2 separate regions of the Homo sapiens genome follow, and region 2 is linked to region 1. Evidence: read pairs that join two places in POLR2A ChIA-PET (ENCODE). Cell type or tissue: Panc1. All regions are shown on one strand. Links, peaks and the distances in the headings refer to the core of each region. The heading gives the core; the rest is flanking DNA. Region 1 overlaps DLGAP4 (DLG associated protein 4). Region 2 overlaps NDRG3 (NDRG family member 3).

Region 1 (16,381 bases), core at 4,561-12,560:
TTAGGCTGTGTGACACCAGAGTCCTTGTTCCCATCTGTGGGGTAGGGATGACACTGTCCATGAAGAGTGTGCATGCAGCATTCACGAGGTTCTGGTGGGAAGAGGCACACCTTCTTCCCAATGGAAGACAACAGGACTGCCCACAGTCAGGGTCTGGACAAAGGACTGACCCTCCAGCCTCTCTCTCAGAGCTGCTGGGCCCAGAGTTCTACTAAGCACCCTCAGACGCCCTGAGCCCTGGCCTAGGCAGCCAGTCATCAGAGGGAAAGTAACCCAGCCAGAAAGCAAGTCCAGGCCTGATTCGGTAAGAGGAAAGTGAGCTGATCTTGGATCCTCTGTCTCCTGAGGCACACACAGGCCACAGCCAGATAAGTGGTGTTGTCTAGCATACAAGATTTTGGGGCTTCAGGGGCTCCCTGGGGGACAGGCACCCCTCAGCTCTGAGTATTGCCTCCCTGAAGCAGGGAGATGGGACCTAACCTTGTACAGGAGAGCTCTCATTTCAAATGTGTGAATGCAGGAAATATAGTGAGGAAATACCTCACCCCCACCTCTTCCAATACCTCACCCCGGCCACTTCCTCCCCCGCTGGGGCCTTCACACATACTGTTCTTCTGCCTGGAAGGCTTCCCTCAGCTACCCACAAGTTTCAGAATTTCTTCCTCTGAGAGCCTCCCGACTGCCGTCTCTTCTTCCACCTGGGAATCTCCATCAGAGCACTGACCACATCAGTCCACGGGCTTGGAGGAGTCAACTGACAGCTACAGGCCTGGGGCAATTGAGGGAACTCTGTCCTGACAAATCATGCCACATGCCAGGATTGGGGTTATGCCTCAAGCACAAAGGCTCTCAATAATTTGTTGAAAGAGAAAATAAACCTCATTATCACTACAAAAACCCTCAGTTGCCAAAAACCCAGATTATTTGGCCATATAGCAAAGGCTCCCAACACTTTAGTATCCAAGGTTCTAGGGCTCCTCCCAAACCTGAGCCCTTTTTGCTTGGTCCCTGCCCATCCATCTCAGCAGCTTCATCTCATGCCCCTCCCACCCCCTCAGCATACCCCTTCCAGCTTCAGAGAACCAAATGCACAGTGCACCATTCCCAAACACGGCACACCTCCGTGCATCCAAGCCTTTACACATGCATGGGTTTCTGCTGGAGCCCCCTTCCCCTGTTCTCCATGCTTCCTGCCAGCCCCTAAACCACAGCACGTGAAACCACCCATCCCCATGGGCTGCATGCTTGCTTCTCCTGACCCCCTCTCAGCCATGCAGGTCCCTCATGCCACAGCCCAGACACAAGCCAGTTGTGCGATGCATCCTCCGTGCAGCCTGCTCCCAGCCCCAGGTATCTAGCCCAGCCTCCCTACCTCGCAGCACCTAAGTCCTTGCTTCTTCTAGAGAAGCTTCCTTTATCTCATTATTTCTGTCTTCTACCCCAAGATTTTATCCTCCAAACTGTATTTATCAGGTCAGAATGAATTTGTTTCTGCATTTTTTTTTTTTTTGAGACAGAGTCTTGTTCTGTCGCCCAGGCTGGAGTGCAGTGGTGCGATCTTGGCTCACTGCATCCTCCACTTCCCAGGCCTCAGCCTCCTGAGTAGCTGGGATTACAGGCATGCACCACCATGCCTGGCTAATTTTTGTATTTTTTTTTTTTTTTTTTTTTAGTAGAGATGGGGTTTCACCATGTTGGTCAGGCTGGTCTTGAACTCTTGACCTCGTGATCCGCCCACCTTGGCCTCCCAAAGTGCTGGGATTACAGGCGTGAGCCACCGTGCCCGGCCTGCATTTTGTTTTTTATTGTAAAGGTTATAAGCTGGCCAAACAGAGCTTCAAATACTCAGGAGTGGCTGTGACTCCATTTCCCGAGGGATGCGGAGGACACAGCAACCTCAAGAAGCTAGCCCCCTGCATGTGTCTTGGAGGCCAGGCTGAACTTGGTCCTGAGGCCTAACACGGGCCTCATGCCTGCTGGCTCCCAGGTGCCTGAGGGGGCAAAGGAGAGGCGGTCTACACTCCTCAAGAGGAACAGGTGCCCTGGGGCCACAGACAACCTGGAAGCCATGGCTCAGGCTTTACAGCAAAGACAGTGGGGCCGGGCTCAAGGCCCCCATGAATGGATGAAGCTGACCCCAGAGAAAGGCAGACTCCCTTAACTCCCTTTGCTGGTACTGCCAAGCTAGGGAAAAGGCTCATTAGTGGAAGGGCTGAGGGCTGGTTAAGATCCCACTCCCTCTCCCAGCCAGCAAGTAACTTGTCAAACCACACAGCTAAATTGGGCAACTCATCTGTATGCTATGATAAAAACAGCTCAAAGACTCCCACCCACCCAGCCTCAAATCCTTCCCTCCTTTCCTCTGCTTCTTTCTCCCAAGGCAGAAGCAGCTGGGAAGAGAATTCCAAGCAGCTAGGTCAGGATCAGGGACACATTGCCTTCTCAAAGCCACTTCTCTGTTGACAGTCCATGTGACCCTCTCCTTTCCCACTGTTTCAGTCGGAGAGCCACCTCCCTCACTGTGCCTTAAGAAATAGCAACACTGGCCGGGCGCGGAGGCTCACACCTGTAATTCCAACGTTTTGAGAGGCCGAGGTGGGTGGATCATCTGAGGTCAGGAGTTCGAGACCAGCCTGGCCAACACAGGGTAACCCATCTCTACTAAAAATACAAAAAATAGCCGGGTGTGGTGGTGTAGACCTGTAATTCCAGCTACTAGGGAGGCTGAGGCAAGAGAATTGCTTGAACCCGGGAGGCAAAGGTTGCAGTGAGCCAGGATTGCGCCACTGCACTCCAGCCTGGGTGACAGAGCAAGACTCCATCAAAAAAAAAAAAAAAAAAAAAAAGAAGAATTAGCAACATCAAACTTTACTTTCAAACTCCAGCAAGAGGGACTGGCAGCCCCTCTCACGGCAGCATCCTCCCAAGTCCTTCTGGGGATCCTCCTCTGCCCTTCACAGCCAGGCCCCTCCCATCCTTACCTTCTCCCCGTGATCTGGAGCCAGCCTCCCTGAGACTACCACAGATGCCCCCTGGCCTTCCGACCTCTTGTCCCTCTTCCACCCCAGCCATTTGAGGAATCCAATCATGTCACTGTTTGAAACTATTCAGTGGCACCACAACCTGAAACCATTCAATGGTTTGTAGACTTGGAACAAACAAACCCTTCAGTGGGGGCATTCAGGGCCTCAAGGATCTGCATCTACCTCGGACCCAAACATCCACAGAAGCCAAGAAGTTAAAAAGGTGTCAGGCTGATGAAGACAAAGCCATAAAGCTCAGGGAGCTAGCTCTGTCCTTGGAGCCTGGTACAGAAGCTATGATGCACTCCCTTCGGTAATGATTCTGATGCTAACAGCTGACCTTACTGAGTGCTAACCATGGCCAGGCCTGAGCAGGTACTTCATATACAGCTGATCCTACTTACTAATTCTATATGTGCAAAATCACCTACTCACTTGAATTTACTTGCAAAACCAACACTTAAGGGGCTCGCAGACATGTGCCCGCTACACACAACCCCAGCTGAGGTGGAACAAGGTGACACTCCACCTTCTCACTGCAGCTCTCATACTGTAAACAAGTGTCCTTTCGCAGGTCTATTTAGTGCTATACTTTTCCCATTTGTGGGCTTTCTGTTGGTGACTTCACTGTTTAAAATGGCACCTACATAATGCTGAAGCACTGCCCAGTGTTCTCAGTGCAAGAAGGCTGTGATGTCCCTTATGGAGAAAAGTGTTAGGTACGCTTCATCCATGCATGAGTCATAGTGCTGCTGGCCATGAGTTCAATGTTAATGAATCAATAGTATATTAAGTAAAGAATCTTTCAGCTGGGCACAGTGGCTCACGCCTGTAATCCCAGCACTTTGGGAGGCTGAGGCGGGCAGATCACTTGAGGTCAGGAGACCAGCCTGGCCAACATAGCAAAACCCCGTCTCTACTGAAAATACAAAAATTAGCTGGGTGTGGTGGTGGATGCCTGTAGTCCCAGCTATTTGGGAGGCTGAGGTGGGAGAATCACTTGAACCTGGGAGGCAGAGGGTGCAGTGAGCCAAGATTGCACCACTGCACACTCTAGCCTGGGCAACAAGAGACCCTGTCTCAAAAAAAAAAAAAAATCTTTCAACAGAGACACACATAAAACAAGGTTATGGATTGATTGGTTGGTTGGTAGAAACATTATGACCACAGGCTTGCAGTGACCCTATACTGCCCAGAAGAGCAATGGTTTAGCATTCACTATGACTCTGTGAACATAACTACAGTGAATGAGAATCTACTTTAGCTATCCTTTAGCTGACTGAATCCTCAAAACCAGTATGAAGGAGGTTCCTATTTCCCAAATGTAAATGCCCCATGTTACAGAGAGGTGGAGATTTGCCTGCACTCACCTCCCAGCTAGGCAGTGCTGAGGCCGCGGCCTGAAACCAGGGTGCCTGAAGGCTGACCACTACTCGATGGCCCCTCTGCTGCACTAACTGCTTTTTTTTTTTTTTTTTTGAGACAGAGTCTCACTCTGTTGCCCAGGCTGGAGTGCAGTGGAGCAATCTTGGCTTACTGCAACCTCTGCCTCCCGGGTTCAAGCGATTCTCCTGCCTCAGCCTCCTGAGTAGCTGGGATTATAGGCGCGCGCCACCATGCCCGGCTAATTTTTGTATTTTTAGTAGAGACGGGGTTTCACCATGTTGGCCAGGCTGGTCTCAAACTCCCAACCTCGTGATCCACCCGCCTCAGCCTCCCAAAGTGCTGGGATTACAGGCATGAGCCACCACGCCCGGCGCACTAACTGCCTTTTACATGGCAGTTGTTTTACCCATAAAAATAGGATGTGATACTCAATGTGCTCCGGGTAGGAGCCAAGGAGCTGACAGGCATGAGGTATTTTTTGATCTTGGGGTGGGCCCATGCCAATTTTGTTACCATGGTTTCTGGATTAAGGAGAAAGTGATTGCCTTCTGGGAGGCAATCTGGGGGCCTTTCTGGAAGACACTAAGGTTGCCTGCGTCTAGATGGGTGGTGAGAGTCGCTTAGTGGCAAGGAAATACAGAGCTTTCTGGTGAAGGGACCCTCTGTGAGCAAAGGAGCAGGGCGGGACAGTCCAAGGCATGGGAGGACAGATGCTGAGTGGGGCACAGTTTGGCAAAATGTAACTTAGGTACCTTAGCTCGTGGAGGGAGGATAGGGATTGAGGAAAGGAGATCCAAGGAAGGCTGCCTCCTCTCAGGATCCTCAGCTTCCTGGGGCTGCTCTAAGCAGCAATGGGAACAGAGGCACCTTCTTCCTGCCCATAGCATCCCATTTCTCATGAAGTCCCTCCAGACTGGCCCATGGGCAGATAATTTTACAGTGCACAGGCACTGAAAGCAGTTAGGAGGGAGTATCACCTACTATCTCAAGAGTCCCAGTGCACTAGGCAGCTGTGCCAGGGAGTGCCAAGGCCATTCAAGTTGAGTGTGTCCAGAATGAATCTGAATCCTCTCCTCCTTCACATCAGCCTTGCTCTCCCAGAGAGGGGGCCCTGAACACTCAGTTATACACTCCAGAAGCATGGAAATTCCCATCTCCTCCTTCCACCCTCCTCCATCTGCAGAGCCTCACCTCTCTACCGCAAAAGCACAGCTAACAGAGACCAGCGTCTCTCCACCCCAGCAGGCCTGGTCTTTTGCGTCCCTGTTTTCTCTATGGCCCATCTTACCCACAATCACTCTTGGAACCCTGACAGTTTTTAAAAGCTCAAACTGGATTGCTTCTCCCCTTTTCTGAAGCTTTTCAAAGGCTCCCCATTCCAGGCCGGGTGAGGTGGCTCACACCTGTTATCTCAGCACTATGGGAGGCTGACGCGGGCGGATCACCTGAGGTCAGGAGTTTGAGACCAGCCTGGCCAACATGGTGAAACCCCGCCTCTACTAAAAATACAAAAAATTGGCCGGGTGTGGTGGCGCAGGCCTGTAATCCCAGCTACTCAGGGGGCTGAAACAGGAGAATCACTTGAACCTGGGAGGTGGAGGTTGCAGTGAGCCGAGATTGCGCCACTACACTCCAGCCTGTGCAACTGAAGCAAAATTTCATCTCAAAAAAAAGGCTCCCCATTCCATACAGAATAAAATCCACATTGCTTACCTTAGCCTACAATAGGAACTGGCCCACCCTCCCCTCCCTAATTCCATTCCAGCCACACCAGCCTTTTGCTATTCCTCAAATGCTCCAAGCATGTTCCCACGTGGGGCCTTTGGACCTGCCATGCCCTGTCTGAAACTAACTTCACCCTCATGTTGGCATGTCTGCTCCTTCTCATCATGATTTTAGGTCCAGCTCAAGTAGCATGTCTTCAGTGAGGGCCTCCCTGACCATCCAGTCTAAAGCTATTATTCTTTAAGGACTCTGCTTGTTTCATTCAAGCACTGGTCATTTATTAGCTCACATGTCTTTGGTCTCTCTCCTCTACCAGATAGGGAACCTGAGTATCTGATACAGGTCCCTGATGGTGGGGACCTTGAGTATCTTATATAATCATGGTGCTTTCTCAGTACCAGGCTCAATACATGGTTGGGCTCAGTAAATATTTACTGAACGAATGAACAAACCCCTATTTGACAACTGGGTAAACAGAGGCACATGGAAGCAGAATGATTTATTCCTGGTCTTTTAGTTTGGATCTAATCCCCAGGGCCAGGGCTTTGAACTCCCTTCAGATCACGCCCCACCACACACAGGAGCACAGTCTGGTGGGAGGTAGAGCCTTGAGCAAATCTGCTTGAAGCTGGGCAATGAAGCTGTGGGAATGAGAGTGCAACAAACCCTCGGCACGGAGCAATGGAAAGTGTGTGAAAAATAATCATTTCTGAAAAGTGGCAGAGAAAGCATGTGGTGCTTCCAGCAACACTTTCCAGGCAAGGTGTAGCATTTGTACAGATTTAAAAGAATCATTACGGAGGCCTGGGCCAGGTGCTACTTTATCCTGACACAGCTCTGGGAGGAGTGGTAATTATCACTGATACTTTACAGATGGGAGAAGAGGCTTTTTACTCTTATGAGTGGCAGCGCAGAAAGCTCTGCTCTGCAAGGCCAGGCTGCCAGGATCTAAAATCAATGCTGGCCATGGTGGGCTGTGTACTCTGCACAGGGCCTGAGTCCCTTCTGGGCCTTAGTTTCCACAGCTGTAAACTAAGTGGGTTGTCCCTGAACGGGGGTCACAGTTCAAATGTGCACAGGGCATCAACCCTTTCTGGCTCACAGCTGCCATGTTGGAAACCTGGGCCCAGCGTTGTCAGAGCTGCCAAATGTACCAGAAATCTGGATTTTAAAATATACATTTCAAATTAGCTAGCAGTTTTTTTTTTTTTTTTTTGGGACAGGGTCTCACTCTGTCATGGCTCACTGCAGCCTTGACCTCTGGGCTCAAATGATCCTCCCACCTCAGTCTCCCAAGTAGCTGGGGCCACAGGCATGCTCCATCATGCCTGGCTCATTTTTAATTTTTTGTAGAGATGGGGTCTTTGTTGCCCAAGCTGGTCTCAAACTCCTGGGCTCAAGCAACCCTCTGGACTTGGCCTCCAAAAGTGCTGGGATTACTGGCGCGAGCCACCTCGCCCGGCCAAAGAAAATAATTTGAATATTCCCAGCACATAGAAAAATGTTTAAGGTGATGGATATCCTAATTACTCTTATTTGATCATTACATATTATATGGATATATTAAAATATCACATCTACCCTGAAAATATGTATATCTATTATATATCAATAGAAGAATCATTTGAGGAACAGTCAGTGGAAAAAAAATCAATTGGCAAAAAAACTCCTCTGAATTTTCAAATGGTGTTAATTTATAATTTTAAGAAATACAATGCAGGTGCACGTGCAGCGGCAGTGGCCCATGGCACACGAGTCTATCACTGCCGCAGCAGCTGCCCCAGACCTCCTTGTTCCTTCTAGGGCTCCAGCCCCCTCCCTTGCTCCCCAGGAAGACTGTCCATCAGAGCCTCCTCTCGGAAAGGCAGGAGCCTGGTGGGAACCTTGAGGTGGAGGCAGCCAGGAGGAACTTCTAGTGGTGTCTCAGTTCCGGCTGGGTGAAAGCAGAGAAAGTCCCTTTTGGCCGGAAGGCCAGGTCTGGTTTCAGGCTCTTGGCACCAGGACACAGGTGGCAGGAGAGCTGTATCCACAGTGCAGACAGCCACCCTCCTTCAGGGGCCTGGAGCAGAGGCCTGAGAGGGACCTGCTCAGTTGCCAGAGCAATGCCTCCACCCCACCCCAGCTGCTCCTTAGGAGAGCTGCTCACTCCCCAGTTGGGGTCAAGGGTATGAGGGGCTTTTTTCCTGACATGTTGGGGTCACAGGAGTCAGAGAAGAGGTTAAGCGATGCTTCTAGGCACACCCACAGTCCAGGGCGGCAGGTCCTCAGTGGGTGGGAAGCTGTCTGCTGGCTGTCCATGACATCTCCCACTGACAGAGGGCTGGACATGAACTGGCCTAGCATGAAGCACTTTAACTATATCGGCTCACCAACTCTTCACCAGGCCTACCATTCTGATTTCAAGGAGAAAAAATAAACAAACAAAAAACCCCTGAGGCTCAGAGAAGTGAGTAGCCCAGGATTACACAGACAGGAAGTGGAAAAGCCAGAATTTGAGCCCAGGCTTTCCTCCCAGAGCCAGTGCATTTAGCTGCTCTTTAGCCACGGCCTCCAGGGCTGGGAGTTAGGTGCCACCTGCCAGAGCCTGGCTGAGATCCTGGCCAGGCCAGTTCCCCAGTCAGGGCCTAAAAGGGCCTAAATGGGCCCTTTATTCCTGGGGTCTTCAGGCAGGGTTTGACTATTTCCTGAGTGGGTTAGAGGGTGGCAGCTCTGGCTCTGCTGACCATGAGGACAGGGGCCTGGTGACCGCTGGTGCAGAACCCCAGCACATGGCTAAGGTGCCCATGCTGCCTGTCCACTGTCCTCCTTCAGGTCCTGCTTCCAGACACATGGCCCCACATGCTCTGACTCTCTCACCAGGAACACCGGAACCACTCACATGGGTTCCCAGCCACTTAGGACTTCTCCAGCGTGGCTGAGTCTGGTTCTGGGGATTCCCAAGGGGGCCTGAGGAAGGCTCTTTGGACTCTCACCCCACCCCAGGTCCCTCAGAACAGCCCCATTTCCCCTTTTTTCTCTGTACAGAATTCCCACATGTTATTCTGAGACCTACCAGACTAATTCACTCTCTCATAGTACACATAAAAAAGGACCAGGAAGGCAAATGCATGAGCTGAGGATCTGGCAGCAGAGCAGGGACCCTTGCCTGGGGCTATGAGTGTGGGAATGTTCCTGGTTTCCCCCCAGCCTGGAGAACACCAGTTCCGGGCATTCAGGGAGGCATCCTCCCGTAGCTGAGCTCTGCCTCCTCTAGCCCCTGACCACTGACCTCCAAATAGTATGTCCAAATAGCATGTAGTTTCTGAAAAACCATTTCTACTACCACTGCAGCCATATCCAGTAAGCAGCCTGTCAGGAACCATCCACTCCTCACCCATTATGTATTGGAATCTGCCACAAACATCATTTTATTTATCCTCAGAGACCCACCTGCAGAGTCTGCTCTGCCAAGAGCTCTGCTCAGTGGTCCCTGCCCCAGCCCACCCTGGACACCTTATTACCATCATCCCTAGGAATCCAAGCTTTAAAGAGATGGTAGCGCCCAAGCTACTGTTACTAAATCACGATCTTGTTGTTTATCAAAGCTATAACCATTTGGCCGGGCATGGTGGCTCATGCCTGTAATCTCAGCGATTTGGGAGGCTGAGGCAGGGGGATCACTTGAGGTCAGGAGTTTGAGACCAGCCTGGCCAACATGGTGAAACCCTGTCTCTACTAAAAATACAAAAATTAGCCGGGCATGGTATCTCATGCCAGTAATCCCAGCTACTCAGGAGGCTGAGGTGTGGGGATCACTTGAACCCGGGAGACAGAGGTTGTAGTGAACCAAGATCATGCCACTGCACTCCAGCCTGGACAACAGAGTTAGACCCTGTCTCAAAAAAACAAAAACAAAAACAAAAAAACAACCCACGAGAAGCAGGTGCTAGTAAGCAGGAGAAACCGCCCAGTTACAAAGCTGCCTCGGCTCCAGCCCAGTGCAAAAACTTGACATGTGCAGCCCGCTTGGTCTGGTGAAGGACTGAGGGTAGAGAATGCAAAATGTGGCTTTTCAAATACTGGCTGTATCATACGAGCTTTGCTGCTACCTTTCCAAAGCCCTAAGATCCCAGAGCCCAGCCTGGGAAGTATTACTTGGAAAGAGCCTCAAAAAAACTACCCTCACTTCTGGAGGGCTGATGTCAATGGAGGGCTGACTTCAAACCCTGGCGATAGGTCACAAAAGCCCGGCTTTCACCAACTGTCATAGGCTGTGTGTCCAGTGTGCAAAGCCAGACGCTGCCAGGCCCTGTGCACCTCGATTGCTGGCCTCTTTCACCATTCTGAATGACCAAGCGAATCCCAGAATAGAAAGGCAGTGTTAACAAGCTCATTCACTGGGCCTGGAGTGGCAGGTGGCATATCAGGTGACAGGAGTAGGAGCCAAGATCCCTCGGCAGCCTAGAGTTGGGATGAGACGAATAGTGCAGGACTGAATGGGGAAAACCGTGAGTTCACTTCAGGTCAGCAGAGGTAATGCTGCCTGTCTCTGTGCCAGGCACACCCGGGGGACAGAGACACAGAAAAACAGAGGGATTTTTTTTCCCTCAGAGCTTATATTAAGACCCTGAGTTTGGGAACCCAAGTAAGACAATTACACAAGAAAAGCGGCATATGTGGAAAAATGGCTTAGTGACGTCAGCTGACCACAGACACTGAGGATGCACTGTTACAGGAAAGTCACAGGACCAGAGAGGGCGCAGTCCCCACTGAACTCTGGATAATACTGAGGGTATCATAGGTAATTCCAGGCAAGGGATATCGTCAAACTGGAACCTGAAGACAGAAGGTGATCCACACAGGGAGAAGTCTCAACTCCACCCCATTCCAGCAAATGCTTATTTACAGAGGGAAAGCCATGCACAGTGCCAGCCACTAGGGACCCAGAATGAGTAGTCCTTGTCCTCAAGAAACCCATAGAAATGTGGAGATGACAATGAAAAGCCTCCTCCACTGACTGGGCACTGTGGCAGCCATATGGAGTTGCATGAGAAAGCCCAGGACTGATTCAACAAGTGATTAGTGTGTCTGGGACGGACTTGTCACAAACGGGGCGTGTGACACATATGCACCAAAAGTTGTGCTTAGCGTAAAGTGAGGGATGGCTTGGAGAGGCTAGGATGGTCACCCTGGAGAAGAGAGACAATTTAAAAGGGCATGGCTACTGTCCTCAAATACCTAAAAGACTGTCAAATACACATGTAGCCCCAGAGGGTCACACTACAATCAGAGGGGAAAAGGAAGGTGGGGATTGTTAATGGAAGTAAATTTTGACTAATTATAAAGAGGAGCTTTCTAAGAAGCAGAGCTGGCCAAAGATGGAAGAAGGACCTAGAAAATGGCCAGCCAGGCTAGACACAGGCAGGATGGATGCCAGGGAGGAAACTGAAGTCCCCATGGGTGTGACTTTTAAGATTCCTACCGGGCCTGAGACGCTCTTTGCCCTTCTACTTTACATCCAGTTCTGGACGTGATACCACACATCATCTTTGTGTGCATGACATTCATAGTTCAACATTTTTTTTTTGAGACAGTCTCACTGTCATCCAGGCTGGAGTGCAGTGGTATGATCACAGCTCACTGCAGCCTTGATAGCCCGGGCTCAAGCAATCCTCTCACCTCAGCCTCCCAAGTAACTGGAACCACAGGGGTGCACCACCATGCCTGGCTAATTTTTTTAGTTTTTGTAGAGATGAGGTCTCACTATGTTGCCCATGCTGTACTAGAACTCCTGGGCTTAAGCAATTTTTCCACCTAGGCCTCCTGAAGTGCTGGGATTACAGGCGTTGAGTTACCGTGCCCAGCCAACTTTTTGTTTAGAGACAGGGTTTCACTCTGTCACCTAGGCTGGAGTACAGGGTGTGATCATAGTTCACTGTAGCTTCAACTTCCTGGGCTCAAGTGATCCTCCCACGTCAGCCTCCCGAGTAGCTAGGACTACAGACATGTACCACTGCTCCTGACTAATTTTTTTAATTTTAATTTTTTGTAGAGACAGGGTCTCACTATGTTGCCCAGACTGATCTCAAACTCCTGGGCTCAAGCCATCATCTCACCCTGGTCTTCCAAGTGCTGGGATTACAGGCGTGAGCCACTGGTCTTTTTTACCCCCCTACCTCCGGAGAATTGTTATCAACAAACAGCGAAATACAAAATGAGAATGTTCACACAGCCTAGCCACACGGGAAATCTTGTGAGGACTAACACCAGGGCTTCAGACAGCAAAGTCTGGAAGTAAAACACCTTCGTCTGGGAAGTCTAGCTGCATAAGAGCTCCCATCTGAGATGATAAATCCATCCTCAGAATAGGAGATCAGCTGATACTTGCTACCCTGCCCCCTTCAAAATACCTGCTATGACAGAAACTGCCAGTAGGTTAGGAATCCCTGGAATCAGCCTTCATTCAGTGTATGACTTAAGCTCCTGGGTCTGAATTTCTCCCATCTATAAAATGAGAATAATGCGGCTTGCCCTGTCTATTGCCCTAGGACTGCTGTGAGTTTCCCAAGACAGGTGGGAAAGGGCTTGGCAGGTGAGGAACTGTCATTACAATTGCCTGAGGAGCCTAAACATCTCCTGAGCAAAGGGCCCACGGAGCTGCTGCCCAATCCCAGGCCCTCCATGGACTCTGCATGCCAGAAGCTGAGGATTTCTGGCCTGGGGCAGAAATGAGGGGTCTCATCCTGTCCAAGGACTAAGTTCGGGAAGATTCATTGCCCTGCCCAGCACCCCCAACCATCCAGCCCCTCGACACCGCACTGTAGCAGCACCATTCTAACATTTTAGTGTAGGGACCACTGGCCTCTCTGCCTTGTCAATCACCCCTCTAACTCTCCATCACCCCCTTCATGCCAACACACCATGCTCAGCTTCCAGGCCTCTGTGCTGCCTGAACACCCTCTTCCTCACTGATTCTGCCTCCTCCTTTAGGTATCAGTTCCAGCATCACTCCTGCCAAAAAGCCTTCCCTAACAGTCTTCCCAGGCCCCTGCCCTGGCTCACTCACTGAACAACATCCCACATTCAGGCACACCACAGGCCCTTGCCCACCACACTATTTTTACAAACCTCTTTACTTTTCTGCTTCCTCCTTTAGACCCTGAGCCTCCTGAAGGCAGGGTGGCATCCCTGTGACCTCCAATCCTGGCTCAAAAGAGGTACCCAGGTGAATGCCTGTTGACACTTAGGAGGCAGAACCCCACCCTCTCATTTCACCCTAAAAATGACACAGGCTGGCAGAGCCCTCATCCTAGAAGACTTTGAAGACTCTAAGTAGAGAAGAGTAAGAGACAACTTGGCAAGCAGATGACAGTGATGCTGGAACAAGTCTTGACTATATGTCCCCTCATGCCCACAGAGCCCGCCCCACTCAACGTTCCTCTCAACTACCTCTGAAAGCACAACATGGTAACATCTGGGAAGATGTCTTTGAAAGAACATCTACCAATCAGAAGGTCACCAACCACCCCATCCTGTCCATAGAACTCTGCCCCAACAATGGCACAGGGTCAGCCACACTGAGGAGTGGCTGAACATTAGTGGCTAATAATCACAGTTGCCAGATGTTTTTCACCTGCTCAGGAATTGGTGGTTATTGCAGTAGCCCAATCACCATCTGAGGTCCTAACCTCTGCATCTTACATTTGATCCCCTCAAGGAGATGTTTTCATCATCACCCCTGTGCTACTAAGGAAAAAGGAGGCTCAGAGAGGTTGAAGGCTCTGTTCGGGATCACACAGTGAGTCATGTTCTATCTGCTAAGTGAGTACAAACCCTACAGGTTTCAACTTCCAGAATGCAACCTTCACAGGATCCAGCCTCACAAGTAGTAAAAATACAAGCTTGCTTCGGCAAGACTGACACATACATTCCTACAAAGCTTAGAAGCTGCTGTAGATAGCCAAGTTTGTCCTCCTGCTCTGGTTGGTGGAATCTGACTACAGTACACTCTCATAAACATCCCGAGGCCAGGCAGCATCCCAAGAAACATCTGGAGAAAACAGACTTTACCTTGATAACATCTACCCCCTGGGAGCTGCTCTGCCCTGATGTTTTTGCAAACATACTTCCGAAGGCTTCGAACTGTCCTGCCAGACTCTTTTCTGCTCTCACAAAGAGACCTGTGACATCAATTGCCCTTCATAGTCCTTTCCCCTCCCAGGACTGCCACCCATCTGTAAAAGCAGGGGACTGCACTAGATTAGGGAGGGCACAGATTCCACTGGGCATGCTACTTCTGGTTGATTGGTTTTGCCTGTGTCGAGAAGACTCCTCACGCTGTATCCAGGGGTCAATGGGAGTGCTGTGGCTGATGCTGTCTGCCATGGGTCCAGTAGGAGGGGTAATTGCCCAGTGCAAGATATTTGCTGTCCCTGGACAAGATGATCACCATGAAAGTCATTTAGGACTCTAGTCCTATGACACAGAATTATTGTCTTTATTCCCTACCCAAATCTTTACCCTCTATCCTCCCTCACAGGCCCATCAACACTGGAGCTTCTTGAGAAATGTTTCAAATCCAGTAAGACGGAAAAGCAAACATCTATTTCAAGTCTACTGTCCTTCGAAAGACTGACCAACAAGAAACCTTAAAAAGCTGCAACTTGTGGAGGGTAGCTGGGTTTCAGCCCAATTTTACCAGTGAAGTGCCGTATGACCTTGGGCAAGTCCCTGTATTTCTGGGTCTCCACTACTTCTACAAATTGGGATCAGGCGTCCTATTTTCCTTGCATTTAACTGCATCCAAACACTGTGCTAGGATTCTCAAAACTGCAAAGGAAGTCCATCATCTGTCTCACTGACTCTGAGTCATAAATATGTTGGAAAGTATTGTCCCATTTCCCAGAAGAGGAAGCTGAGGCTGAGGCAGGTGGAGGGACTTGGCCCAAATCCTAGAGCAAGTAGCTAATGAAGGAATTATGCTTGGGTCCTGTGATCAGATCCACAGCCTTCCTCATCCCATTATCCTGCCTCCATAGGGGGCAGTGGCCAGGCTCCTCAAAGCCACCAGGGGCTTTGGAACCAAGGCTACCTCTGCAGAGGAGGCTCTCCCAGATGATCAGTCCCTTAGCAATTCTGCCAGGATAAGGCCACACATAAGCTTAGATGTGCATTGTGCATTAACTTGGAGAATTGCCTGGGCATGGTGGCTCATGCCTGTAATCCCAGCACTTTGGGAGGCAGAGGCGGGTGGATCACTTGAGGTCAGGAGTTCAAAACCAGCCTGGCCAACATGGTGAAACCCCTCTCTACTGAAAATGCAAAAATTAGCCGGGCGTGGTGGCGGGTGCCTGTAATCCCAGCTACCTGGGAGGCTGAGGCAGGAGAATCACTTGGACCTAGGAGGCGAGGTTGCAGGGAGCCGAAATTGTGCCACTGCACTCCAAGCTGGGTGACAGAGACTCTGTCTTAAAAAAAAAAAAGAAAAAAGAGAAAAAAACAAACTTGGAGAATTAATCACTACCATAAGAGTTAATTATTCAGAGCATTCCCCTCAGCTGCCCTTCAAATATATCTCCTTAAAATGGGCCAGAGAGGGCTGGGCATGGTAGCTCACGCCTGTAATCCCAGCACTTTGGGAGGCTGAGGCAGGCGGATCACCTGAGGTCAGGAGTTTGAGATCACCCCGACTAAAATGGAGAAACCCAGTCTCTATTAAAAACACAAAATTAGCCGGGTATGGTGGTGCATGCCTGTAATCCCAGCTACTTGGGAGATTGCTTGAACCTGGGAGGCGGAGGTTGCGGTGAGCCAAGATTGTGCCATTGCACTCCAGCCTGGGCAACAAGAACGAAACTCCATCTCAAAAAAAAAAAAAAAAAAACCAAAAAAAAAAAAAAAATTGGGCTAGTGAATGAGATACCTAGAGTAATAGAATTCATAGAAAGAATGGTGGTTGCTGGCCAGGTGCGGTGGCTCACGCCTGTAATCCCAACACTTTGGGAGGCTGAGGCGGGTGGATCACCGGAGGTCTGAAGTTTGAGACCAGCCTGACCAACATGGTGAAACCCTGTTTCTACTAAAAATATAAAAAATTAGCCGGGCATGGTGGCAGATGCCTGTAAGCCCAGCTACTCGGGAGGCAGAGGGAGGAAAATTGCTTGAACCTGGGAGGTGGAGGTTGCAGTGAGCCAAGAGAGCGCCATTGCACTCCAGCCTGGGAGACAGAGCGAGACTGTGTCTCCAAAAAAAAAAAAAAAAAAAAAAAA
Region 2 (16,381 bases), core at 3,454-11,453, 240 kb before region 1:
TTTGGTTAATAGTGACGGGGTTCTACCATATTGGCCAGGCTGGTCTCGAACTCCTGGCCTCAAATAATTCTCCCATCTCGGCCTCCCACAGTGCTAGGATTATAGGCATGAGCCACTGTGCCCTGGCCAACCTTGTGCTATTTTTACCAACTTTATATCCCAGAGCTCCCCCTCCTTTTTTTTTATTTTTTTCACATTTCGTAATTTCAGGAGCCTGACAGACCCTTGTTACCTTTCAGCGAGGTTTCTGCAAACTATTTTGTTTCTCCAGTATGTTCACATTTTAGTTGATTGGACCTGCTGAGTCTTTAAAAAATCGCATCTTAGCCTGGGCAACATAGTAAGACCTGTTTCTACCAAAAAACAAAAATTAGCCAGGCATAGTGGTATATGTCTGTAGTCCTTAGCTCTTTGGGAGGCTGAGGCGGGAGGATTGCTTGACCATTGGAATTCAAGGTTACAGTGAGCTAAGATGGTGCCACTGCACTCCAGCCGAGTGACAAAGCAAGACCCTGTCTCCAAAAAAACAATTTTTTTTTTTTTTTGGAGACAGAGTCTCGCTCTGTCGCCCGGGCTGGAGTGCAGTGGCACAATCTCACCTCACTGCAACCTCTGCCTCCCAGGTTCAAGCGCGTCTCCTGCTTCTGCCTCCCGAGTAGCTGGGATTACAGGCACGTGCTATCATGCCCGGCTAATTTTTGTATTTTTGGTAGACACTAGGTTTCACCACGTTGGCCAGGCTGGTCTCAAACTCCTGACCTCAGGTGATCTGCCCGCCTTGGCCTCCTAAAGTGCTGGGATTACAGGCGTGAGCCACCGTGCCCGGCCCCTAAAACATTTAAAAATAAAAAATAAAAGTTCCATCTAGTTTACTGAAATTTTGGAAGAAGGCAGGACGAAATCAAATTAATGGAGTCTTCCTTTACCCCATCCTCACTGATCTCTATTGAAGATTGTTGCTAATTGGCTGGGCATGGTGGCTCATGCCTGTAATTCTAGCACTTTGGGAGGCTGACGTGGGTGGATCGCTTGAGCTCAGGAGTTAGAGACCAGCCTGGGCAACAAAGTGCAACCCTGACACTACAAAACGTACAAAAATTAGCCAGGCGTGGTTGCGTGTGCCTGTGGTCCCAGCTACTTGGAAGGGTGAGGTAAGAGAATGGCTTGAGCCTGGAAGACAGAGGTTGCAGGTAGCCGAGATTGTGCCACTGCACTCTAGCCTGGGTGACAGAGCCAAACTCTGTCTCAAAAAAAAAAAAGATTGTTGCTAATAATAATGAAGGCTTTCAGTTCATCTCCTCACCTCAGATTATCTCCATCTCTCCTCAGTGATGAGGTCACATGTTAGACTCTCATCACTTAAAACTGATCATATCTGAGATCCTAAACAAGATTCCCAGGTGATAGATTTTGAGGCTTGCTGTTCTAACAAGCAAGAAATAGCCCTTGCCTCTGAAACTGTTTGCCAAGTAATAGCTGGAACTTCATTTCTCTTTTCTCTACTCATTCCACATCCTCTATGCCCTTAGCGTTATAACTACTGAGATAGTGAGGGCTCTTGTCCTGGTGTGATGACTCAGAGCTTCATTTCTAAGGTGTCTGAGTCGTTGGTATGTATAGGATTGCTTTAGCCTTCTCTTACCTCAAGGAGGTGCCACAGGCTGGGTAAAGAGGAAAAAACTTGCTCAGGGTCCTACAATCAGTAGATGGGGCCTGGCACAGACATTATGGTATATGAGTTGAGTATCCCTTATCCAAAATGCCTTGAACAGCCTGGAAGCAGTGGCTTACACCTGTAATCCCAGCGCTTTGGGAGGCTGAGGTCGGCGGATCACCTGAGGTCAGGAGTTCGAGACCAGCCTGGCCAACATGGTGAAACCTTGTCTCTACTAAAAATACAAAACTTAGCTGGGCATGGTGGCACCTATAGTCCCAGCTACTTGGGAGATGGAGGCAGGAGAATCGCTTGAGCCCAGGAGGCGGAGGTTGCAGTGAGCCGCGATTGAGCCACTGCACTCCAGCCTGGGCGACAGAGTGAGACTCTGTCTCAAAACCTCCCCCCCAAAAAAACAAAAAAACCAAAATGCCTTGAACCAGATGTGTTTCAGATTTTGGATTTTTTCTGATTTTGCAATATGCATTATACTTACTAGCGTTTAAGCATCCCAAATCTGAAAATGTGAAATCTGAAATGCTCCAAAACCCCAATCTTTTTGAGCACAGACTTGATGTTCAAGGGAGATGCCCACTGGAGTTTGTTTATGTATGTATGTGTCCATGTATCCATCCACCCATCCATCCATCTATCTATCCATCTGTCTATCCATCTGTCCTTTGTCACTTCTTCCAGGCATCCATTGGAGCATTTTGGATTTCAGATTTTTTAATTTGGGATGCTCAACCTGTAATGGGAAAAGCAAAGGTTTTAAAATCCTTTCCCTGGCTGGGCGCAGTGGCTCACGCCTGTAATCCCAGCACTTTGGGAGGCTGAGGCAGGTAGATCACGAGGTCAGGAGATCGAGACCATCCTGGTTAACAGTGAAACCCCGTCTCTACTAAAAATACAAAAAAATTAGCCGGGCGTTGTGGCAGGTGCCTGTAGTCCCAGCTACTCGGGAGGCTGAGGCAGGAGAATGGCGTGAACTTGGGAGGCGGAGTTTGCAGTGAGCCGAGATCGTGCCACTGCACTCCACCCTGGGCGACACAGCGAGACTCCATCTCAAAAAAAAAAAAATCCTTTCCCTATTATTCACTTATTTAGAGGCAGGGTCTTGCTGTGTTGCCCAGGCTGGACTCAAACTCTTGGGCTGAAGCAATCCTCCTGCATTAGCCTTTCAAGTAGCTGACACTATAGTTGCATGCTACCGCTCCTGGCTCTTTATTACTTAGATGTGGGGATTTTAGAAGTTACTTAACTTCTCTGAGCCTAAATTTCTCATCTATAAAGAAATAGGCCGGGCACGGTGGCTCATGCCTGTAATCCCAGCACTTTGGGAGGCTGAGGAGGGCAGATCACGAGGTCAGGAGATCGAGACCATCCTGGCTAACACGGTGAAACTCCGTCTCTACTAAAAATACAAAAAATTAGCCGGGCGTGGTGGCGGGCGCCTGTAGTCCCAGCTACTCAGGAGGCTGAGGCAGGAGAATGGCGTGAACCCAGGAGGCGGAGCTTGCAGTGAGCTGAGATGTGCCACTGCACTCCAGCCTGGGCGACAGAGCGAGACTCCGTCTCAAAAAAAAAAAAGAAAAGAAAAGAAAAAAGAAAGAAAGAAAGGCTGGGTGCGGTGGCTCATGCTGGTAATCCCACCACTTTGGGAGGCCAAAGCAGGCGGATTACCTGAGGTCAAGAGTTCGAGACCAGCCTGGCCAACATGGTGAAACCCCGTCTCTACTAAAAATATAAAAATTAGCCGGTCCTGGTGGCAGATGCCTGTAATCCCAGCTACTCGGGAGGCTGAGGCAGGAGAATCGCTTGAACCCAAGAGGCGGAGGTTGCAGTGAGCTGAGATCGTGCCACTGCACTCCAGCCTATGTGATGAGTAAAACTCTGTCTCAGAGAAAAAAATAAAGATATCTAGGCTGGGCGGGGTGGCTCACACTTGTAATCCCAGCACTTTGGGAGACTGAAGCTGGCAGATTACTTGAGGGCAGGAGTTTGAGACCAGCCTTGCTAACAGGGAAGCCCTGTCTTTACTGAAAAATACAAAAATTAGCTGGGCATGGAGGCATGCGCCTATAGTCCCAGCTACTTGGGAGGCTGAGGCAGGAGAATCACTTGAACCTGGGAGGCGGAAGTTGCAGTGAGCCAAGATCGCCCCACTGTGCTCCAGCCTGGGCAACAGAGCAAGACTCTTGTCTCAGGAAAAAAAAAAAAAAAAGAAAGAAAGATATCTACCAGAGAGGATTGTTATGAGGATTAAACATAAGGTGCCGAGATTATAATTCCTGACAGAGTAGGTAGCCACCTTTTCTCCTTTCCCTTTCTAGCCATTTGGTATCAGATTCATTTCCTTAATTTGAAGATGGCTAGTTTTTCCTTATCAATCCTCCCTCCTACTCATATGACTAGGAAACAGGCAAAAATTATTGACTGCAATTTATAAAATCCCTACTTGCCTTTTGAAAATATTAATAGCTTTTAGTACCTGTATGGGATCTGGCAGCCATACCATTTGTACAGATGCCGGAACTGCAGGCCTTGGATCCCCAGGAGGGAGCCCGTCTGTGCAGCTGAGGGATCTGGAGATGGAGTTTTCCACCAGAATCTTAGTTTTCTTGTATATGTTATAAAACTGCTCATTGGCAAGGGCTTGAGACATTGAAAGCGGAGCAAAAATGGAGTCTCCAGAAGAATGCATTAGATCCCCTAATAGTGGAAGGTGAATGTCTACTGCCAAGTTGCCAAATCCTGAGTCACCCTGGAGCAGCTTACTGTCCTGCACAACATTGTCGCCTGAGCCTGCATTGGGCCTAGCTGATAGGGACAGCCTTCTCATTTAATTTGTGTCTTTGTTTAAGTGTTTGTTGGTGTAAAAATTGCATTTTTCTTCATCTTTAAAAAAATACTTAGGGATGGGTATGGTGGCTCACACCTGTAATCCCGCACTTTGGGAAGCCAAGGCAGGGGGATTGCTTGAGTCTAGGAGTTCAAGAGTAGTCTGGACAACATAGTGAAACTCCTGTCTCTAAAAAAAATGTTTTTTAAGTTAGCAAGGCATGGTGGCACATGCCCATTGTCTCAGCTGTGTGAGAGGCTGGGGTGGGAGGATTGCTTGAGGCTGGGAGGTTGAGAGCCATGATTGTGCCACTGCACTCCAGCCTAGGTGAAAGAGTAAGACCCCATCTCAAAAAAAAAAAAAAAAAAAAGGAACACTAGGTGAATGCCAGTCACTTTGGACTTGAGGGCACCTTAGGCCTCTCTCTGACCCTTTGACAGGCCCACCCATGTGGAGTCATATTTGAATAATTCCCATCTTGAAGTGCATTGCTTTCCAGTGAGTGAATTAAAGTAGGGATAAAGTGGGTGAGTTGAAAAAACAATTTCAGGAAATCACCATTTAAGTGGGAAAAAGAAAAACAAGTGGAAATAGGCTAAAATGGTTTTCTTTAGGTGGAAGGACAATGAGTAAATTATCTGTTCATTATTCTGTGATTTCTGTATTTTCTTTTTTTTCTTTTTTTTTTTTTTTTTTAGACGGAGTCTCATTCTGTCACCCAGGCTGGAGTGCAGTGGTGCGATCTCAGCTCACTGCAACTTCTGCCTCCCAGGCTCAAGCGATTCTCCTGCCTCAGCCTCCCGAGTAGCTGAGATTACAGAGCTTGCCACCACACCCAGCTAATTTTTGTATTGTTAGTAGAGACAGGGTTTCACCATGTTGTCCAGACTGGTCTCGAACCTCAGGTGATCCACCCACCTTGGCCTCCCAGCGTGCTGGGATTACAGGCGTGAGCCACCATTCCCGGCCAATTTCCATATTTTCTTCTTTTCTGTTTTTTGAGACAGGGTCTCACTCTGTCGCCCAGGCTGGAGTGCGGTGGCGCAATCTCAGCTTACTGCAACCTCCACCTCCAAGGATCAAGCAATTCTCCTGCCTCAGCCTCCTGAGTAGCTGGGATTACAGGCGTGCACCACCACACCTGTCTAATTTTTTTTATTTTTAGTAGAGATGGGGTTTCTCCATGTTGGCCAGGCTGGTCTTGAACACCTGACCTCAAATGATCCACCTGCCTCGGCCTCCCAAAGTGCTGGGATTACAGGCGTGAGCCACTGCGCCCGGCCGATTTTCATATTTTCTAAAGTGAGCACATATTGCTTTTATAAAAGGGAAAAAGCTGGTTTTGTTTTGTTTTGTTTTTAAATTTTTGAGACAGAGTCTTGTTCTGTTGCCCAGGCTGGAGTACAGTTGACAGATCTTGGCTCACTGCAACCTCCGCCTCCTGGGTTCAAATGATTCTCGTGCCTCAGCCTGCTGGAGTAGCTGGAATTACAGGCGTGTGCCACCACACCCAGCTAATCTTTGTACTTTTAGTAGAAATGGGGTTTCACCATGTTGACCAGGCTGGTCTCGAACTCCTGACCTCAGGTGATCCATCCATCTCCGCCTCCCAAAGTGCTGGGATTACAGGTGCGAGCCACCGGGCCCGGCCGGAAAACGCTTTTAAATTGCCATTTAAAATAACTGATAAATAGTAAAGTTCAAATAAAAAGTAGCCACAGTTTGTAGTGTTATTAATAAACAAACATGGAGTAGATTCCAGTTAGGCCAATATTTTAAGAGTTAAGTGGGGACTGTGAAAAAGAGAATGTAGATGCTGGCTGAAACTCACTGTTTAAGAGTCAAGCCACCTCACCCCCTTTTGAAATGTGACTGGTATAAAAACAAAAAAAGATTCAACTTCTGGGCATTAAGTAGCTCAATCAAGTATATGGGTGCCTGCGATCTGACAAAAGAACCACTGTCCTATAGGGAGGTTAAACATCATCAAATTTGTGGTCTCTAGGTGGTTCACACTTTTGGAATATTCACAGTTAGCATGTGGGGTTCATAGCCTGAGGAGTGTTCTCAATAGACATCCTCTGAGTCCCTTGAATAAATGATAAGAGGGCTTTTTTGTTAGTCTGTTCTAACATAGGCATAGCTGGGAGCAGGATTTATTTCAGTGTGTTGGCAAATAATAGCTAAAAGGTAGCCTGGAACACATACCCTCTCCATAGGTAATTAAATCAAAATCATGTCATTCTATCTCTAGAAGGTAAACAGAAAAGTGGATTAATATAGTACACTAGGCCGGGCGCAGTGGCTCACGCCTGTGATCCTAACACTTTGGGAGGCTGAGGTGTGTGGATCACTTGAAGGCAGGAGTTCAAGACCAGCCGGGCTAACATGGTGAAACCCTGTCTCTACTAAAAATACAAAAATTAGCTGGGCATGGTAGCAGGTGCCCATAGTCCCAGCTTCTCGGGAGACTGAGGCACGAGAATCGCTTGAGCCCAGGAGGCGGAGGTTCCAGTGAACCACGATTGTGCCACTGCACTCCAGCCTGGGTGACAGAGCAAGACTAGGTCTCAAAAAAAAAAAAACAAAAACACCAGACACACACACACACACACACACACACACACACACACACACTAGACTAATATCTTTTGAAGGCTTTCTTGATTTCCACCAATCAGACATAATTGCTTCTCCTTTGAATTCCTATGGCCCTTCTTTTTATTTATCAATTTGTAGATCAACATCATCTCTACTCTTTAGAGGCAGGGACCCTTTTTGTATCTTCCATAGTGCAATGGGTACTCAATAAATGGTTGTTAAATGTAAATCCCCAACTCTGAATTAACATTTTTCCTGACTTGATAGGTTTAGGGCCAAGACAAAAAGGATGATGCCTGAAGCTTTGAAGTCTAGGTGGGAATCACTTTCCTGCAATATTGAGTATTTGCAGCCTATCCCCATGGCTTCTTGCATGGTGAGATAGAAGAAGAATTTGTAGTTCATTACCCTGCCTACCTCTCTCCAACTTGTCTCCTCTCTCTGAGCTCCCCATTCTGCTCTCCCTATGTATTAGTTCTCTATTGCTATAGATCACTCTAAAACAAAATTATTATCTCTCATGGTTTCTGTGGGTCAGAAACTTGGGAGCAGGCTTGGTAGGGTGGTTCTGACTTAGAGTCTCTCATGTGGTTGCAGTCAGGTGTCCCTGGGGCTGTAGCTATCCGAACTCTTGACTGGGGCTGGAGGATTCATTTGCAAGGTAACTCACACACATGGCTAGCAGGTTGGTGCTGGCAAGTTGGTTCCTCTCCACATGGGCCTCGCCAGAGGGCTGTTTGAGTGTCCTGATGATTTGGCAGCTAGCTTCCCCTAGAACTAGTAGTTTATAGTGTCTTGAAGCACAAAGTGTAATGCGTTTTATGATGCAGCTTCAGAAGTCACATATTGTTGCTTCCTCCATATTCTATTAGTTACACGAGCCATCCCTGATTTATTTGGGTGGGCGATTATACATATGTGTGAATGAATATCAGGAGTCAGGGATCACTGGGCTCGTTGAAGGCCATCTTGGAGCTGACTACCATACCTTTCACCCACTGCTGTGATTCCCCAAATGAGGATTAGTAAGCTTAGCCTTGGTTCCCTCCTCTTTCATTCCCACTGCCATTCCTAATTCAAGTCCTCATCCTGCAGTAATAATCTTCAATTTTTGTCCCCGCTTAATCCGTCTTCCAGTCTGTTCCAAGCATAGTTTTGAGTATGTTGTTTCTTTATCCGTCTTCAGTAACTAAAACGTGTGCTCCATGAGAGCAAAGACTATTGTATTAATTGTATTAATCTGTTGCTGCATAAAAATATTACCGCAAATGTAGTAGCCTAAAACAACACATATTCATTGTCTCTCAGTTTCTGTGGTTCAGGAGTCTGGTGTGGGCTGTGTAGGTCCTCTGCAACATGGCGATCAAGGTGTCGGTCAGCTTCTTCTCTGACACTCAGCTGGGGAAGGATCTGCTTCCAGGCTCCTGTTGTTGGCAGCATTCAGTTCCTTGCAGATTGTTGAACTGAAGGTCTCAGTTTCTTGCTGTCTTTCTGCTGGAGGCTGCTCTCAGTTACTTGTTACGTGGCCCTCTCACAGCACATCAGCTTGCCTCTTCAGACCTAGCAGGGGAGAGTGTCCCTCAGCAAGACAGATGTGAAAATATTATATAATGTAATCATGCAAAGTCACTCATGTACATTCCATCACTTTTGCCGTATTCTAATGGTTAAAAGCAAGCCACAGGCCCTGCGCACACTCACTGGGGGTATTAGGCAAGGATGTGAATACCAGGAGGCAAGAATCCTATAGACCAGGTTAGTGTCTATCTGCCGTAACTATGTGTCTTTAGCACCCTGAGCAGGGCATGGCACAGAGTAAGTCTCATATTTGAATGAATGGGTGTACTGTGACTATTATGTTTCCAACTTCTGGCTTAAGCCTTTTTCTTCACTTCTTTCTTTTCTGTTTCAGAGTTACTGATTTATTCTTGAGATTCCTCTACTCTCGTTATCTGACCTCATGGATGAACTTCAGGATGTTCAGCTCACAGAGATCAAACCACTTCTAAATGATAAGGTAAAGACTTTTCTGTTTTCACTAAAATATGGACAAGCCTTTTCTTCTGATAGTATTTCATTTTCTGTATCATCTAAATAGTAACTTAAAACATATTTAGCTTGACTTTCAATGAAAGGAATACTTTAAAAATCTATTTCTTTTTTTTTTTGAGACGGTGTCTCACTCTGTTGCCAGGCTGGAGTGCGGTGGTGCAATCTCGGCTCACTGCAACCTCTGACTCCCTGGTTCAAGCAATTCTCTTGCCTCAGCCTCCCAAGTAGCTGAGATTACAGGCACGTGTCATCACGCCCAGCTAATTTTTGTATTTTTAGTAGAGACAGGGTTTCATCATGTTGGCCAGGATGGTCTCGATCTCCTGACCTCGTGATCCTCCCGCCATGGCCTCCCAAAGTACTGGGATTACAGGTGTGAGCCACTGTGCCAGGCCAAAAAATCTATTTCTTAAGCATCTTTTTGATGTTTCCCCCCTTTTATTTCTTCCTACTTTTGTTTCCATGAGCCACGTTCAATCACGTTATCTTTGAGATTTTTGTATTTTACAGATAGAGATGCTAAGGGAAAAAATAATGTGGCAATGTTAAGCAGAAAGCATGAGGGTGGGGCTGGGCGCAGTGGCTCACACCTGTAATCCCAGCACTTTGGGAGGCCAAGGCAGGTGGATCACTTGAGGTCAGGAGTTTGAGACCAGCCTGGACAACAAGGTGAAACCTTGTCTCTACTATAAATAGAAAAATTAGCTAGGTGTGGTGGCACACACCTGTAATCCCAGCTACTCGGGAGGCTGAGGCAGGAGAATTGCTAGAACCCAGGAGGTGGAGTGGAGGTTGCAGTGAGCCAAGACTGCGCCACTGCACCCCAGTCTGGGTGACTCAGTGAGACTCTGTCTCAAAAAAAAAAAAAAAGAAAAGAAAAAAGAAGTATGAGGGTGGAGTTTGACTCAGAATCCAAGTGTCTTGACTTTCAGTTTCAATAAGGAAAATTTACCATCCATGGCTGGTGATGTGCGTAGGCTGCAGTGTTCTCCCTGAAGTTTGCCAAGTCTATGATGTGGTCTTTCTGTCAATATGACATCAGGGAGGACTGGATGTCAGTAATATACCACATTTTTATGTTAGTGTCAGAGAACTACACAAGGAGCAGATGAGACCACAGTTGATGACCACTAGACACTGGTGTGATATGATTTACCAAAAGAAAGGTTTTGGCCAGGTGCAGTGGCTTATGCCTGTAATCCCAGCACTTTGGGAGGCCAAGGCTGACGGATCACTTGAGGTCAGGAGTTTGAGATCAGCCTCGCCAACATGGTGAAATTCCATCTCTACTAAAAATACAAAAATTAGCTGGGCGTGGTGGTGCAGGCCTGTAGTCCCAGCTACTCAGGAGGCTGAGGCAGGAGAATCACTTGAACCCGGAAGGCAGAGGATGCAGTGAGCCGAGATCATGCCACTGCACTCCAGCCTGGGCGACAGAGCAAAACTCTGGCTCAAAAAAAAGAAAAGAAGTTTTGTTTTCTCTCTTGTTCCTTATTGTTCGGTAAATGTGCCTGAAATTCCTTCTTTTTTTTTTTTTGAGACGGAGTCTCACTCTGTCACCCAGGCTGGAGTGCAGTGGTACAATCTCGGCTCACTGCAAGCTCCGCCTCCCGGTTTCAAGTGATTCTTCTGCCTCAGCCTCCGGAGTGGCTGGGATTACAGGCGTGCACCTGGCTAATTTTTGTATTTTTAGTAGAGACAGGGTTTCACCATGTTGGTCAGGCTGGTCTCGAACTCCTGACCTTGTGATCTACCTGCCTTGGCCTCCTAAAGTGCTGGGATTACAGGCATGAGCCACCATGCCCAGCTGCTTGAAATTCCTTCTTTTCCACTCTATTCTTTTGGTGTATTGTCATTGTCCCCTCTTGAAATACTCTTGTAGCTTTGTGTGAGTGAGGCCATGCCATCCTTTCCTGAGGGAGTGTTGACGGAGTGTGAGGATAAAGATGGATGGGCGGAGGGGCGGGGAGGGGGGGTGTGCGGGTGACACCAGGGGATGATCTGTTGCTTATTACTTTTTATCTGCCCAAGGCAAGGCCCTTCACCTGCAGCCTCTGGAGCTGCTGACTTATTTTGTGCTTACTAATTTGCTTTTGAATCCTGCCACCCCTATTTTCATCCCTGTGACCTCTCCATTCCCACTCCCACCCCTTCTTTTATCTTTCACCAGACTTCTCTCTCCCTTGGCAAGCTGCAGGCTTTTTTTTTTTTTTTTTTTGAAACGGAGTCTTGCTCTGTCACCAGGCTCGAGTGCAGTGGCGTGATCTTGGCTCACTGCAACCTCTGCCTCCCGGGTTCAAGCGATTCTCCTGCTTCAGCCTCCCAAGTAGCTGGGACTACAGGTGTGCAACACCATGCCCAGCTAATTTTTGTATTTTGACTAGAGATGGGGTTTCACCATGTTGGCCAGGATGGTCTCGATCTCTTGACCTCTTGATCCACCCGCCTCGGCCTCCAAAAGTGCTGGGATTACAGGCGTGAACTTCCACGCCCGGCCACTGCACGCTTTTTTAACCTCCATTTGGTTTCTCCTGCTGCATCCCCTCATATTTCCAGAAAACTCTCTCCTTTAAGTACCATTTGTGTATGTGTGTATGTGAAGGGCTGTGCCAAAAATGTTGTGCCTAGGAGAGGAGGAAGGAAATAAAATCTGAGCCAGGCACACACCTATAACCTGGCTCACACCTATAATCCAAGCACTTTGGGAGGCTGATGCTGGAGGATCACCTGAAGCCAGAAGTTCAAGACCAGCCTGGGCAACAAAGGGAGATCCTGTCTACCAAAAAATTAAAAAAATGATCCAGGTGTGGTGGCAGATGCCTGTAGTCCCAGCTACTTGGGAGGCTGAGCTGCGAGGATCACTTGAGCCTGGGAGGTTGAGGCTGCAGTGAGCTGTGATTGTGCCACTGCACTCCAGCCTGGGCAACAGAGTGAGACCCTGTCTCAGAAAATAAATAAATAGAGAAAGAGGCTCTCTTTCTCTCTCCCTTCCCCTGCCATATGGGGACACAGCAAGAAGGCAGCTGTCCACAAACCAGGAAGAGATTAATCATGAGAAACTGAACCCTTCTAGAACCTTAATCTTGAACTTTGCAGCCTTCAGAACTGTGAGAAAATAAATTTCTGTTGTTTTAAGCCATCAAGTCTATGTTATTTTGTTATGACAGCCCGAGTAGACTAAGACACAAAGCAGTGTCTCACTTCCTAACATCTATCTGCTCCTCTTTGATAGGCCTATGCTGTTCCTACCCACTTCCCACATTCCACCTTACTCCTTTCTCTCCCTGAGACGTAAGTGCTCCTGTGCCATCACTATTCATGAGAACTCTCTTGGCTCTCGCCAAGCAGGTAGATAGGCAAGAGGCCCTCTTTAGATCATGGCACCTCCAAACAAAGACTTCCACCCCGTTAGCCTCCCTCTCCCCCTCCCCAGTATGTGAATGCTTCTGTCTTTGCGCAGCAAGTGGATGGTTTTGTGTATATAGTAAAAGGTATAATGATAATAATGCCTCTCATCCATTACTTCATTTGAACCTCCCAATAGCTTGATGAGGAAGGAGCACAGATAAATGTATTCCCACATTGCCAGTGAGTAAACGAAGGCTAGGAAAGGTGAAGTAGCTTACTCCTATTGAGTATCAAAGAATGCCTGCTGTATGGCAGGATTTCTCACTGTCGATGTTTTGGGTTGGATAATTGTTTGTTGTGGAACACTGCTCTGTGCATTGTAGAATGTTTAGCAGCATCTTTGGCCTCTACCCACTAGATGCTAATAGCACTCCCCAGTGGTGACAACCAAAAATGTCTCCAGACATTGCCAGATGTCCCTGGGAGGCAAAATTTCCTTGGTTAAGAACCACTGGTATAGAGGAAAAGCCTTCAGATTTGCATAGAAGTAGATGGCTTGAGGGTTTTGTTGTTGTTGTTTTTGCCTGTCCTGCTATGATTTATTATCTCTTATGTGCCAAGTGCTTTACATACATTCTCTCTCTCAGAATATCCCTTTGAGATAGATAGTATTATTCCTACTTCACAGATTAAAAATCCGAATGAAAGGCTGGTTTGCCCAGTAAAGAAGTGGCAAAGCCAGACAGAAACCAAAGTCTTTCCTACTCTTAAAACCTGAGCTGTTTCCACTGTGTTAATCCTATAGATGTTTTGGCATCACCTTTGTGGCTTACCCTGTCTCTTTAAGGAGAAGCCTAAAAATGTGTAGTATTTCACCTTATCCTTCTGTCCATTATTCTCATAAATATACTGAAGACATTGCTGCATCCTCCAGGCTTCAGGAAGCTAAAGGAAGACTAGAACCAACCTTTTACCGTGAAATTTGTCCTGAGATGACTTGTAAGGAGGCATTCTCAATATAGCTTTGAGCAAGGCTTATGTTGTCTCTTGTCATTTGTTGGTACTTTTCCCATTTTATTTTAGTATGCCTGTAATTTTGTCTACGGCTCAGAATTGTCAAGAAGTGGATAATTTTGTCATACTTGTTTTGGCTCTAGTGATGAAAAGAAGCAACCACCAGTACTTTGTTTTGCGGGACAGAAATTGCATGGGCATATGAAATGATTTTTAAAATAGCATTTAACTATTTTCAGAGCACTTTCACCAATAATATCTTATTTTAATCTTCCAGTCTCTTGTAAATAGTTGAAGATATTTTAACTCTATTTTACAGATGACACTGAGAGGTTATCTGATTTGTTCAGAGCTAGTGTCTGTTAAGTTGGTGAAGCCAGGCTAGAACCTACATCTTTTGACTTTGACCTGGACCTGGGGGTCTAGGGTTCTTCCCACCATCTACTGCCTCTTGTACCTGGTTGTTCCAGGCTCCTCACCCAAAAGACCTTGTAATAAACAGGAGAGTAGACTGTTTTGCCTCATTTTCCCTGCCTTCCTCTACCTACTAGGTTCAGATACTACTGAACCCTGTGAAAGCCAAAGGTGAGGCTTGAGAAAACAAGTAGAAGGCCACACTTGGCTTCTGAAGAATTGAGGAAATAGCAGAAAGGGGAATAAATGTTTAGTAGAGAGAACAGAAAAAAGTTATATACTTTGTTTTGGTTGTTACAGTAGAAAGTGAGGTAAATCTTTTTTTTTTTTTTTTTGAGATGGAGTCTCGCTCTGTTGCCCAGGCTGGAGTGCAGTGGCATGATCTCGGCTCACTGCAACCTCTGCCTCCCAGGTTCAAGTGATTCTTCTGCCTCAGCCTCCCAAGTAGCTGGGATTATAGGTACCTGCCACCATGTTCAGCTAGTTTTTGTATTTTTAGTAGAGATGGGGTTTTGCCATGTTGGCCAGGCTGGTCTTGAACTCCTGACTTCAAGTGATCCGTCCGCCTCGGCCTCCCAAAGTGCTGGGATTACAGGCATGAGCCACCGCACCCACCTGAAAGTGAGGTAAATCTTACTGCAGTTTAAGTTTTCCTTTTCTACTAATCACAACATGTAAGCAGAGGAGGGAGGAGGGTGTTAGAACTAGAGGAGGGAGAACCCTGGGAACAACATTTTGTAACCTCCAGGACAACAGAGACAGCCAAAGCGTTTATGCCAAGGGCTTGCTCTGTTGCCCAGGCTGGAGTCCAGTGGCACAATCATGGCTTATTGCAGCCTCCTGGGCTCAAGTGATTCTCCTGCCTCAGCCTCCTGAGTAGCTCTTGCCACCATGCCTGGCTACGTTTTGTATTTTTTTAGAGACGGAGCTTTGCCATGTTGAAACTCTGGGGCTCAAGCCATCCACCCATCTCGGCCTCCCAAAGTGCTGGGATTACAGGCGTGAGCCACTGTGCCTGGCCCCAGGATCTTTTTTTTATTTGAGACAGGGTCTCTGTCATCCAGGTTAGAGTACAGTGGCATGGCCATGGCTTGCTGCAGTCTCTACCACCTGGGTTCAAGCAATTCCCACCTACTTGGGAGGCTACCTTAGCCTCCCAAGTAGTTGGGACCACAGGTGTGCCCACCATGCCTGGCCAATTTTTAAGTTATTTGTAGAGAAGAGGTCTCACTTTGTTGCCCACGCTGATCTCAAACTCCTGAGCTCAAGCAATCCTCCTGCCTCGGCCTCCCAAAGTGCTGGTATTATAGGCATGAGCTACCGCACCCAGCTCCAAGGTTGTTTAAAAAAAAAAAAAACCTAGGGGGAGAGAGAGAAAAGAAGAAACAGCTGTAATTAAAAATAGATTTATTGACATTTTCATCAAAGAATATTCATGAAGTGCTACATCTAGTGTGGACTAGAGTGGGTGTCCCTTAATGTACTAAGACATGATGGTTACATCTGTTGTCAGAAGTGCTCTAGACGGGACTGCAGCAAGAAATGGGTTCCGAAGCAGGTAGTGATGCCACCGTTACAGACCAGATGACCCTCAACCAGTTACAGGAGGCAAGAGATCCACATCTTAGCCACACCTTAGCAGAGTGCCCATGGGATTTTTAGAGTGGAAATTGTACTTTTTCAGCAATCTGCAGAGGATTATCTGATTGTAGATAGTTTTATCCAAGTATCCAACCTCTTTATAAATTTCTTTATGAAGTCTGTTTCTTAGTATATTTTGAAGGTAATGATTGCTATAGATACTTAAATATAATATATATATATATATATATATATATATATATATATATATATATATATACACACACACACACACACACACACAGATATAGGATTTTCATTCTTATCCCTGGATTATCAGTTTGAACAGATTTCTACTTGAAAACAATTTGCTGGGCCTGGCGCGGTGGCTCATGCCTGTAATCCCAGCACTTTGGGAAGCCAAGGCAGGCGGATCACCTGAGGTCGGGAGTTCGAGACCAGCCTTACCAACATGGAGAAACTCCGTCTCTACTAAAAATAAAAAATTAGCCGGGCGTGGTGGCACGTGCCTGTAGTCCCAGCTACTTGGGAGGCTGAGGCAGGAGAATGGCGTGAACCTGGGAGGTGGAGCTTACAATAAGCCGAGATTGCACCACTGCACTCCAGCCTGGGCGACAGAGCAAGACTCCGTCTCAAAAAAACAAACAAACAAAAAAAAACAAAATTAGCCAGGCATGATGGCACATGCCACAGCTACTCTGGAGGCTGAGGCAGGAGAATGGCTTGAACCCAGGAGGCGGAGGTTGCTCTGAGTCGAGATCGCGCTATTGCACTCCAGCCTGGGCAACAAGAGCGAAACTCTGTCTAAAAAAAAAAAAAAAAGAAGAAAATGATTTGCTGAAGATTTTTTTTTT

The links. Peaks named below come from ENCODE experiments on the same cell type or tissue, not always from the same donor. Only the 100,000 strongest peaks of a DNase experiment are listed, where the experiment ranks them.
Region 2: POLR2A ChIA-PET joins it to region 1 with 12 read pairs; 3 of 35 experiments call an interaction of 5 or more read pairs at or near these places.

The regions. Positions count from the first base shown.
Region 1 is chr20:36,476,321-36,492,701 of GRCh38, reverse strand. All of the region lies in intron 7 of DLGAP4 (DLG associated protein 4), which reads right to left. Among named protein-coding and RNA genes, the nearest start is that of MYL9, 57 kb to the left of the region's middle. In Panc1, for the core only: no CTCF peak of the experiment used is centred there; no DNase peak of the experiment used is centred there; H3K27ac peaks cover 1,820 bases.
Region 2 is chr20:36,714,412-36,730,792 of GRCh38, reverse strand. NDRG3 (NDRG family member 3) reads left to right here. Exons shown (of 16, transcript NM_032013.4): 2 at 9,010-9,114. The coding sequence starts at 9,058. Among named protein-coding and RNA genes, the nearest start is that of NDRG3, 23 kb to the left of the region's middle. In Panc1, for the core only: no CTCF peak of the experiment used is centred there; no DNase peak of the experiment used is centred there.